Regions from separate parts of the Homo sapiens genome. Here regions 1 and 2 are each linked to region 3. The links are chromatin contacts, found by Hi-C or POLR2A ChIA-PET in ENCODE. All regions are on one chromosome and are shown on one strand. Each heading gives the region's core, a stretch centred on a gene start or an enhancer-like site at or near the end of the contact. The rest is flanking DNA. Distances are from core to core; before and after follow the strand shown.

What was found. Hi-C counts contacts between places; a loop is a spot of excess contacts on that map. ChIA-PET counts read pairs that join two places held with the same protein, here RNA polymerase II (POLR2A). Pooled maps may share reads with other maps.
Region 1: a loop to region 3 is called in a pooled map, with 12 times the contacts of the local background. The contact joins the promoter of FBL here to the enhancer-like site in region 3. A Hi-C loop is called at or near these places in 1 of 37 single-sample maps with no recorded cell type and 3 of 50 pooled maps. POLR2A ChIA-PET finds 5 or more read pairs at or near these places in 4 of 52 experiments (BJ, GM12878, PC-9 and 1 more).
Region 2: a pooled map shows a loop between it and region 3 (3-fold over the local background). The contact joins two enhancer-like sites. A Hi-C loop is called at or near these places in 2 of 50 pooled maps. POLR2A ChIA-PET finds 5 or more read pairs at or near these places in 2 of 52 experiments (B cell and K562).

What each region holds. Positions count from the first base shown.
Region 1 is chr19:39,844,681-39,847,907 of GRCh38, forward strand. It overlaps FBL (fibrillarin), which reads right to left and starts at 1,699. Exons shown (of 9, transcript NM_001436.4): 1 at 1,611-1,699. The coding sequence starts at 1,620. RefSeq lists an enhancer at 504-1,244.
Region 2 is chr19:40,611,374-40,614,891 of GRCh38, forward strand. It overlaps LTBP4 (latent transforming growth factor beta binding protein 4), which reads left to right. Exons shown (of 30, transcript NM_001042545.2): 13 at 1-21; 14 at 486-611; 15 at 700-819; 16 at 1,692-1,823; 17 at 2,031-2,156; 18 at 2,543-2,665; 19 at 2,942-3,073. Among named protein-coding and RNA genes, the nearest start is that of LTBP4, 12 kb to the left of the region's middle. RefSeq lists enhancers at 2,532-3,079, 3,301-3,518. Within about 2 kb of position 1,943, at least 36 of the 41 ENCODE cell types and tissues checked have a DNase peak (open chromatin) inside an H3K27ac peak, as active enhancers do; they include B cell, where a contact is called at or near this core.
Region 3 is chr19:40,162,276-40,165,541 of GRCh38, forward strand. No RefSeq gene overlaps it. Among named protein-coding and RNA genes, the nearest start is that of MAP3K10, 28 kb to the right of the region's middle. Within about 2 kb of position 1,501, at least 4 of the 41 ENCODE cell types and tissues checked have a DNase peak (open chromatin) inside an H3K27ac peak, as active enhancers do; they include B cell and GM12878, where a contact is called at or near this core.

The sequences.
Region 1 (3,227 bases), core at 449-2,948, 320 kb before region 3:
GTCCACCACACCATCTCCTAGATTACAGCAACAAGCTTCCCACCAATGTGCCTGCTTCCACTTTTGCCACCCTGAGGTCTTTCACACATCGAAGCAAAAAGAATCCCTTTTAAAAATGTCAGACTGCACCACGCCCCTGCTCAAAAATCTCCCAAAGGGTTCTTTTCTCACTCAGGCTAAAATCCTTACTAAAGAGCTAACACCTGACAACTTTTACAACTTCACATTCTACCACACATGGAGGAAGGTTGGAAGAACGGGTATCCTCCATTTATGAGGGAATCACAGACCAGAATGCCTGCAGGCAAGCCAGGATCTCAGCATACCTGGCCTACAATCCCCCACCCCACTTCATCAAGAGATCCCCAAACACGGAAGAGAAAGGGAACTTGGGAGAAGGGCACAGATCCACAAATCTCCTGCCAGGTGACCCCCATCTCTCCACACAAACACACACACAAAAGAAAAAGAAAGCCTGTACTAGGAAAACAGACCCTTTGGGCCATGGTGGAAATTCTCCAAACTCAATGAAGCAAGTTCTCACACAGATGAGTGCGGGTTGGGCAGGCCAGATGGAGGAAGTGCTCAGGCACCACCGAGAAGGATTCTAATGTTGTTCTCTTTGAGAAAGATAAAGGTAACAATTAGAGCTAATACTATTATATGTCAAGCACTGTGCTATTTTTTTTAACGTCGCTTAATCCTAACTGGCGCCATTTTATTGATGAGAAAACAGAGGCTCAGAGAGGTAAAGCCACTTGCCCAAGTTCACACAGCAGGCTAAGAAGCTGAGCAAGAGCTGACACACTGAACTGAGGCCCTTCTGCTGTCAAAGCCAGGACCCCCTCATCATTCCACCATGAAGGGAGTGGTTTCAGCAGAATCTAGTGGAAAATCTTAAGAATAAAACTACTTACCTCCTGTGACAACCACCCGCCCCACCACCCCAGACTAATGCCGAGCTTGTTAAGTCTCGTCCCGGAGGTGGAAATCTTAATCCCCAAATCTCCACTCCATCCCCGGGGATCCGCCCCACTGTAAGTGCAGAAGGCGGGAAAGTGAGCCGAAGAGCGCCGCACACGGCCAACCGGGGAGTCCTCATCCACTCCGGCCCACTCGGAAAAGCTGGGATGCGGGATAAGGGGATGGTGGTGGTGGCAGCGACAGGGAAGGCAAATGGGGGCTTCCCACACACAGCTCCAGGACCCAAGGTCAGGAACTCTCCATCTCCGACCCAAGCCTGATTCCCAAAACACGCCCAGCGATCCAAGACTCCAGATGCCTGAATCCAAACTCTAGCCCAAGACCCTTGAGTGCCGCCTCCTGCCCAATATCCAAAATCCCTATTAGACGGCCTCAATGAGACGAACCCCACGTCAACACCCCCAATGCCAGGCCCACGGCCTTCTTCGACTCACGACCGTGACCTCTGAAGCCAGTCACAAACCCCTAGACCTGCTGGAATCAGAATCCCCCTTCCCACAGGAGACTGGAACCCGTGCTCAGAACCCCTGCCCCCAGGCCAAGGCCCCACCCCTCCGATTCTGGCCTGGCACCCGGATTCCCGCCCGGCCTCCGTCCCTGACCCCGGACCCTCACCCCAGCCTGACCTGGCTTCATGGCGAGCCCTGGTTTGTGCGGCTCCGGAGTCCGCGGCGTTCACAACTCCACGAGTCCGGGGCTTTCGCACGTGGAAAAGAGCGCAGGCGCGCGGCGACGTGCGCTGCGTGACGCCACCCCGTAGTCCCGCCCCCGGGCCCCTTCCCCGCCCGGAGCTCGGCGCACGCGCAGTGAGCCTGGATTCTCGAGCCTGTCGACACGCAACCCGCTGCCCTCGCTCTCTGCCTTCCCAGCCTTTGCCTGTGCAGCGGTCGCCCTAAACTCGCTTCCGGTTTCCTCTTCCCCAATGCGAGCACCCCAATAATCAGGGCTCATAGCCTTCGCACGGGCTGTGCCCTCTTTTGTATTCCTAGCTAAATCCCTCTGGCCCCTGTACACCCAAAAAGGCTTCCCCAATACATTTCCAGCCCCAAGAACAGTGACCGACTCTGGGCTTCCATTCAAACATCCGAAAAACATTTACAGTGCACCTCGTGTGTACCAGGTGCTGTTCTAGGAGCTGGGAATACAGCGGTGTACGAGACATAAAAATCTCCACTCTCCTGGAGTTCATCTTTTTAATGGAGGAAATAGACACCAAACATGTTGAATGTTTGAAAGCGATAAGTGCTTTGGAGAAAATAACAGCAGGGAAAGGGGATAGAGATTTTGGAGGGCAAATGATTTTTGTTTTTTTGGCACGGTGGTCAAGGAATGCATCAGGAGACTTTTGAGCTAAAGGGCTGAAGGAAGTGAGGAGTGAGGCATGCACCTATCTAGGGGAAGAGAGTTCCAGGCAGGGAAAAGATCTGCAGATGCAGAGGCCCTGAGGAAGGAAAGATATGGGAAGTTGGAGAGACAATGAGGAGGGTGGGTGGGGCAAAGTGAGCAAGGTGGAGAGTAAGAGGAGATAAGGGCGGGTAGCTAACAAGGGCAGATTGTGCGGAGCTTTGTGGGACATAGTGAGGACTTAGGCAGTAAGATGGAACCATGGAAGGGTTCCAAGCAGAGAAGGAATGTGATCTGACACAGGTCCCTCTGGCTGCATGTGGGAAGCAGACTGCAGGAGTGAGGGTGAAAGCAGGAAAACCAAGGACTGGCTGCTGCCGTGAATCAGAAGAAAAGGATGGACAGATCAGAGTGGGGGCAGAGAGCGGCGTCAGGGGTCAACAGATTCTGCTTAAGTATTAAGAATTTTGGGCTTTGTAATTGTGTAATATCAGTATCCATCCCTATATTCATTCTGCAAAGCAAGACAACTGCTGTTATGAGAAGTTACCGAAAAACTCCAGAAGAACCTACCAGTCCAGAGCCTAGATGTTGACTCTGTTCCATTCACTGCTCTATCACTCTAGGCCTAGGACAGCCCTCTGGGTGCCCAGTAAATGTTTGTTGAATGAATGGATGGCCTCATACCGTTGTGAGTTCTCTGTGTACAGTGTTCCAGCTGTGGAATGCCACCAATTTGCACAGAAACATTCCTGAAAGATTGTTTAGATATTATGATGGAAAATCTGCTTAAACTTTTCAGAACCGGTCGGGGCAGTGGCTCACACCTGTAATCCAGGCACTTTGGGAGGCCGAGGCAGGAGGATCGCTTGAGCCCAGGAGCTTAAGGCCAGCCTGGG
Region 2 (3,518 bases), core at 693-3,192, 450 kb after region 3:
GGCCCGGGGCCCCCTGCCAAGGTGAGGGTGCTGAGCCCAGCCCTACTCCATCACTGTTTGCTGTGGAGACTGGAGAGAGATTATTGAGGGGCAGAGAGGCAGAGTGATGGGGCTCAGGGATGGAGAACAGGGGCTGAGGGATGGGGACCTCACTCCAGAGTCTTCTCTCCTTTCAACAAAATAAGGCAGTCCTCCCCACCCCTCCTCCCTTTTTGAAAGATACTCTTGTGCTTATGGGAACCCTGAGGAGGGGGTCACCTGAGGCAGGGCAGGCAACATGGAGTTGGTGCCTTAGCCCCCACCTTAGTAGCTGGAGAGACCATTGAATGGGGACACGAGGAAGGTGTCTGTCTTCCTGGGAAGAGGGAGCAGCCTGAGGCAAGTCCAGAAGGCAGGCTCAAGACTGGAATGCTGGGGTGGGTGGTGATGGCCATGGGAATGGATTCAGGCCCCTTCCTCAGCCTCATTGGTCCCCTCTGCCCCAGATGTGGATGAGTGTGCCCGAAGCCCCCCACCCTGCACCTACGGCCGGTGTGAGAACACAGAAGGCAGCTTCCAGTGTGTCTGCCCCATGGGCTTCCAACCCAACACTGCTGGCTCCGAGTGCGAGGGTGAGGCCGGGGAGGGAGGGAGGAGTGTGGATGGGTGAGGGGGGAGTTGGACCACTTCTTCAAGGCCACCCTCTCCCCTGCCCCCCAGATGTGGATGAGTGTGAGAACCACCTCGCATGCCCTGGGCAGGAGTGTGTGAACTCGCCCGGCTCCTTCCAGTGCAGGACCTGTCCTTCTGGCCACCACCTGCACCGTGGCAGATGCACTGGTGAGACCAGGCCCTGGCTGTGACCTTGGGCCTGCATCATGACCCCCGACCCTTGACCCAGATCACAACTATGACCTGGCCGTAACCTCCTGACCTGGACCTCAGTCCCTCAGTCCCCAGAGCCTGTGACTCCTGACCCTGACCTGGACCACAACTCTTGACCCTGAATGTGACTCCTGAGACCCAACTTGACAGTAACATTTGACCCTAACCATCACCCTTGATGATAGTCCCTGCCCATACCCTGATAGCAATTGTGACCCTCATGACTCTGGCCCTGAATGTGACCTATAACTCCTGAATTTGACTGTGACATTTGACCCTAATCATAACCACTAACCATAGCACTGACCATAACCTTGACTGTGTGACTCTTGGTCCTATCTCTTTCACAGCCCCTGCCTCTTCTCAGAATCCCTTCTCTGGAACCTGGTTGGGTTCATAATCCCTGACCCTGGCCCCTGACTTGAGGCAGAATTCTGGACCCTGACTATAACTTCTGATCCTAACTGGATTCAGATTCCAGTCACTAACTCTGACCCATGGCTCAGCCGAATCCCATCCAATGATCCTAGTTTATAATACTTGACTGGTCCCTTGCCCTAGTTGATTTCTGATCCCTGTCTGATCCCTCTCCTGACTCCAAAATCCTGGCACAGGTAGTTCCTAGAAACCTAGACCCACAGGACTTGCAACCATGGTCCCCGGAACCCGAGAACCTTGGTCAGCCCTACCCACCTCTGCCATAGAGCCCTCCCCCAGCCTCCAACTCATGAGACTTCCCACCACCTCCCCCAGACACCCTACTCCAAGGGGATTGGTCGGGTGTGTCCCGAGACTGGACCCTTTCTGAACACCCCCACCCCCCACAGATGTGGACGAATGCAGTTCGGGTGCCCCTCCCTGTGGTCCCCACGGCCACTGCACTAACACCGAAGGCTCCTTCCGCTGCAGCTGCGCGCCAGGCTACCGGGCGCCGTCGGGTCGGCCCGGGCCCTGCGCAGGTGAGCAGCATAGGGACCCGCCAGAGAGTCTGGGAGTAGGGCCTGGGTTCCAGGGCAAAGCCGGCTGGAAAGGTGGAGGCGGGACCAAGGCGCTGTGGGAGGAGCTTAGAAACCTGGCATTGGTGGGGGCGGGGTTACTGCGATGTGGGCGGAGCTTGTCTGGGAGGCCGGGTCCCGTGACTCCGCCCAATCTCCCGCGTACCCTAGACGTGAACGAGTGCCTGGAGGGCGATTTCTGCTTCCCTCACGGCGAGTGCCTCAACACTGACGGCTCCTTTGCCTGTACTTGTGCCCCTGGCTACCGACCCGGACCCCGCGGAGCCTCTTGCCTCGGTTCGTACCCGGGCTGATCCTGGCCCCGGAAAGGGTGGGCTTAGGGCAGGAAAAGGCGGGACGGGGAGAAGAGGGCGAAAAGGGGAAAACGAGTTTTTAGCCGGGGTATTCCAGCAGGATCAGGGGGCAGCTGGTGGGAGTCTCGAGGCAGTGAGGGGGGGCGGGGCGTGGAGATGAAAGGGCCGAGTCTGGGTATTTGGACCGTGATTGTAAAGAAGCTGTTCTAAACCCGTCGGGGGGCGGTGTTTGCAGGGAGGGAAGTAGCGTGAGGCAGGTTGGGGAAGGCGTGAGAGGCCTAGGAGAGCCGAGGGGCGGTGGAGGGGTGTGGCCTAGAATGTTAGGCGGAGCGGGAGGTGGGCCGGGCCTTCGGACGCCCTGTCCCGCAGACGTTGACGAGTGCAGCGAGGAGGACCTTTGCCAGAGCGGCATCTGTACCAACACCGACGGCTCCTTCGAGTGCATCTGTCCTCCGGGACACCGCGCTGGCCCGGACCTCGCCTCCTGCCTCGGTGAGAGGCCCCGCCCCGGCCTGATCCCTCCTCCCTTCGACTCCCCGACTCGCCGATTGGCCTCCCACCTCTGTCTTTCCTCCTCCGCTTCTCCCCTCCCCTTACCTCTTTCCCCCGCCTCCTCTCCTAGCCTCCCCAACTCTCCTCTACCCCAATCTTCTCCTGCCCTCTCCTCTGCTTCCCCGGCCTCCCCCTTCTGACTCTCCTCTCCCCTCTTTGTATCCCCCATCTTGCCTCCCTGCTTCCCACATCCGACCACCCGACCTCTCTCCTCAGACGTGGACGAATGTCGCGAGCGAGGCCCAGCCCTGTGCGGGTCGCAGCGCTGTGAGAACTCTCCCGGCTCCTACCGCTGTGTCCGGGACTGCGATCCTGGGTACCACGCGGGCCCCGAGGGCACCTGTGACGGTGAGCCTGCCCCCACCCGCCTTCGCTAGCGCTTGCAACGCGGTGCTGGAGGCTGCTCCCTTGGGGACTGAGGAGGGGCGCCCTGCTTCCCAGACTTAGGCGGAGGGAAAGAACACCCTCTCACCGTATCTCTGTAGTGGAAATAAGCCGCCACCGTGTCCATGTATTTTCTTGTGTCAGGATCACGGCCAAGCCTCCCTTCCAGCCGCAGTCCATTCCCCCTCTGCAGCTGAAGCCCGGTCCACATTTTAGGCTATGCCCCCAGTAAGACACCGCCCCAAAACTGTTAGGCCCCGCCCCTTCCAATCGGCCTCTGGATTAAAACCCCCTCTTCAGGCCCCTTCTCTTCCTAACAGAAGTTTGGACGTGCCCTTTCCGCGCCCTCCACCAGTCCTACTTCCAGCCTTCCCTCCAAAGAGGCCCAATCCCGGTGGCCCTAGGCCCC
Region 3 (3,266 bases), core at 251-2,750:
AATTTTTTAAATAAATTGCTGATAACACAATTCTCACCTGAAATGCTCTCTCTTTGTAGATTAGTGTATAGCCTGAATTTTACCATTAGGAAAAAGAGGAGAGGTGGCATTGAAGCATTTGTTACTAAGCAGAATGAACTGCATGTGCAAAGATTCAGAGGCGACATGTGTAGCAGATTTAAGAAACTCCCATAAATTCAGTATGACAAGCATGTCACTGTTCTATAATTTTTTATTTTTATTGGCAAATAAAAATTGTATATATTTTACTTGTTAAATTGAGATATAATTCACGTACTATAAAACTCGTCGTTTTGTTTGTTTTTTGTTTGGTAGGTTTTTTTGTTGTTGTTTTTGAGACGGAGTCCGGCTCTGTCACCCAGCTGGAGTGCAATGGCGTGATCTCAGCTCACTGCAACTTCTGCCTCCCGGGTTCAGGCGATTCTCCTGCCTCAGCCTCCTGAGTAGCTGGGACTACAGGCGTGCACCACCAGGCCCGGCTAATTTTTGGATTTTTGGTAGAGACAGGGTTTCTCCATGTTGGTCAGGCTGATCTTGAGCTCCTGACCTCAAGTTATTCTCCTGCCTTGGCCTCCCAAAAGTGCTAGGATTACAGGCGTGAGCCACCGTGCCCGGCCAAAATTTGCCGTTTTGAAGTCTACAACTCAGTGGGTTTTCATGTATTCACAATGTTGGGTGACCATCACCACTAACTCAAGCACATTTTCACCACCCTGAAGAGAAACTCTGTACCCATCAGCAGCCACTTCCTGCTTTCCCTTTCCCCCAGCCCCTGGCAACCAATAACCTACTTTATATCTCTATGGATTTGCCTCTCTGAACATTTTATACAACTGGAAGGATACATTTGTCGTGTGTGTGTGTGTGTGTGTGTGTGTGTGTGTGTGTGTGTGTGTGTGTCTGTGTGAGAGAGGGGAGAGGGGAGAGGGAAGGGGGGAGGGGGAGGGGGGAGGGGGGAGAGAGAGAGATGGTCTTGCTATGTTGCCCAGGCTGGTCTCAAGAGTTCAGGCCTCAAACGATCCTCCCACTTCAGCCACCTGAGTCGCCGGGATTACAGGCCCATGCCACCAAGCCCGGCTAATTTTTAAAAAATTTTTTAGAGATATGGTCTCACTACAACATTTATCCTTTAATGTCTGGTTTCATTCGAGGTTCATTCAGATGGCCAAGGCTGCTGTCACTGGGGACCTTCCTGAAGGGACAGCAAATATCATGACCAATAATGCAATCTGCCATACCTTGGCATGACAATACTGTTTCCAGATATTGTCACTATTTCTTCTCCATACTATTTTTTTTTTTTGAGACAGGGTCTTGTTCTATTGTCCAGGCTGAAGTGCAGTGGTACAATCTTGGTTCATTGCAGCCTCAGCCTTCTGGACTCAAGCGATCCTCCCACCTCAGCCTCCTGAGTAGCTGGGACTATAGGTGTGCACCACAAAACCCGGCTAATTTTTCTAGTGTTTTGTTGTTATTGTTGTTTGTAGAGATGGGGTTTTTGCCATGTTGCCCAGGCTACTCTTAGACTCCTGTGCTCAAGCCATCCTCCTGCCTCAGCTACCCAAAGTGCTGGGATTACAGAAGTGAGCCACTGCACCTGGCCTATCCATAGTCTTTGTTGTTTTTTAACCCTGTCCCTTTGAGGTTTATGCTATTGAGCTGTACTGCTTCCACTTCCCCTTAGCAAGCCTCCTAGACAGATCTGTTTTGGGGCTTTTTTTTTCTTTTTTTTTTTTTTTTTTTCTTTGACAGAGTCTTGCTCTGTTGCCACCCTGGAATGCAGTGGCATGATCTTGGTTCACTTCAACCTCCGCCTCCCGGGTTCAAGTGATTCTCCTGCCTCAGCCTTCCAAGTAGCTGGGACTATAGGTGCACACCACCATGCCCAGCTTATTTTTGTATTTTTAGTAGAGACGGGGTTTCACCATGTTGGCCAGGCTGGTCTTGAACTCCCGACCTCGTGATCCACCTGCCTCAGCCTCCCAAAGTGCATGCTGGGATTACAGGCTGAGTCACCGCACCCGGCCTTTTTTTTTTTTTTTTTTTCTTAGAGACAAGGTCTTGCTTGATTGCCCAGGCTGGAGTGCAGTGGTGTAATTACGGCTCACTGCAGGCTTGAACTCCTGGGCTCAAGCAGTTCTCCCATCTCAGCCCCACAAGTGGCTGGGACTACTGGTGCGCACCACCACACCAGGCTAACTTTATAAATTATTATTATTATTATTATTGTAGAGACTAGGTCTCACCTTTTTTTTTTTCCCCCCCAGAAACAAGATCTTGCTCTGTTGTCCAAGCTGTAGAGTTGTGGTGCCATGATAGCTCACTGCAGCCTCAATCTCCTGCGCTCAAGTGATCCTCCCTCCTTGGCCTCCTGAGTAGCTGGAACTAAAGGCACATGCCACCACACCTGGCTAATTTTTATGTTTTGTAGGGATGAAGTCTCGCATGTTGCCCAGGCTGGTCTCAAACTTGAACTCCCAGCCTCAAACAATCCCCTCTCCCCACCAAAGCCTCCCAAAGTGCTGAGATTTCAGGTGTGAGCCAACGCGCTGGGCCAGGTCCTCTTCTCCCTTGCTCTCCACGGTCTACTTGGAAATCTGAGAGTCGGCTGCGTGCAATGGCTCATGCCTGCAATCCCAGCACTTTGGGAGGCCAAGGTGGGCAGATCACCTGAGGTCAGGAGTTCGAGACCGGTCTGGCCAACATGGCGAAACCCCGTGTCTACTAAAAATACAAAAATTCGCCGGGCATGGTGGGTGAGCACCTGTAGTCCCAGCTGCTTGGGAGGCTGAGGCAGGAGAATTGCTTGAACCCGGGAGTCAGAGGTTGCCGTGAGCTGAGATCACGCCATTGTACTCCAGCCTGGGTGACAGAGCAAGACTTGGTCTCAAAAAAAAAAAAAAAAAAGAAAAGAAAAAAAGAAAAGAAAACAAACAAAAAAAAGAAATCCGAGAGTCATCCTTCACTCCTCCCTCTTCCTTACTCCCATAGCAGACCTCTTGGAATATCCTGGAAGTTCTAAGCCTGTCACTTCTCAGTCCCCACAGAAGTCACACTCTCCCAAGCCACCATCATCTCTGGCTTGAATTACTGCTGCAGGAGCCTTCCAAGTCTGGCTCCTACAATTAATTCATGATCCACCCAACAAGCACAGAACGTCAAGTCACTCCTCTCTTAAAATCCCCCATAGCTTCCCGTTTTCCCTTAGGAAGAGTCTAAAACCCTTAACTTTTTCTAGAAGGTTC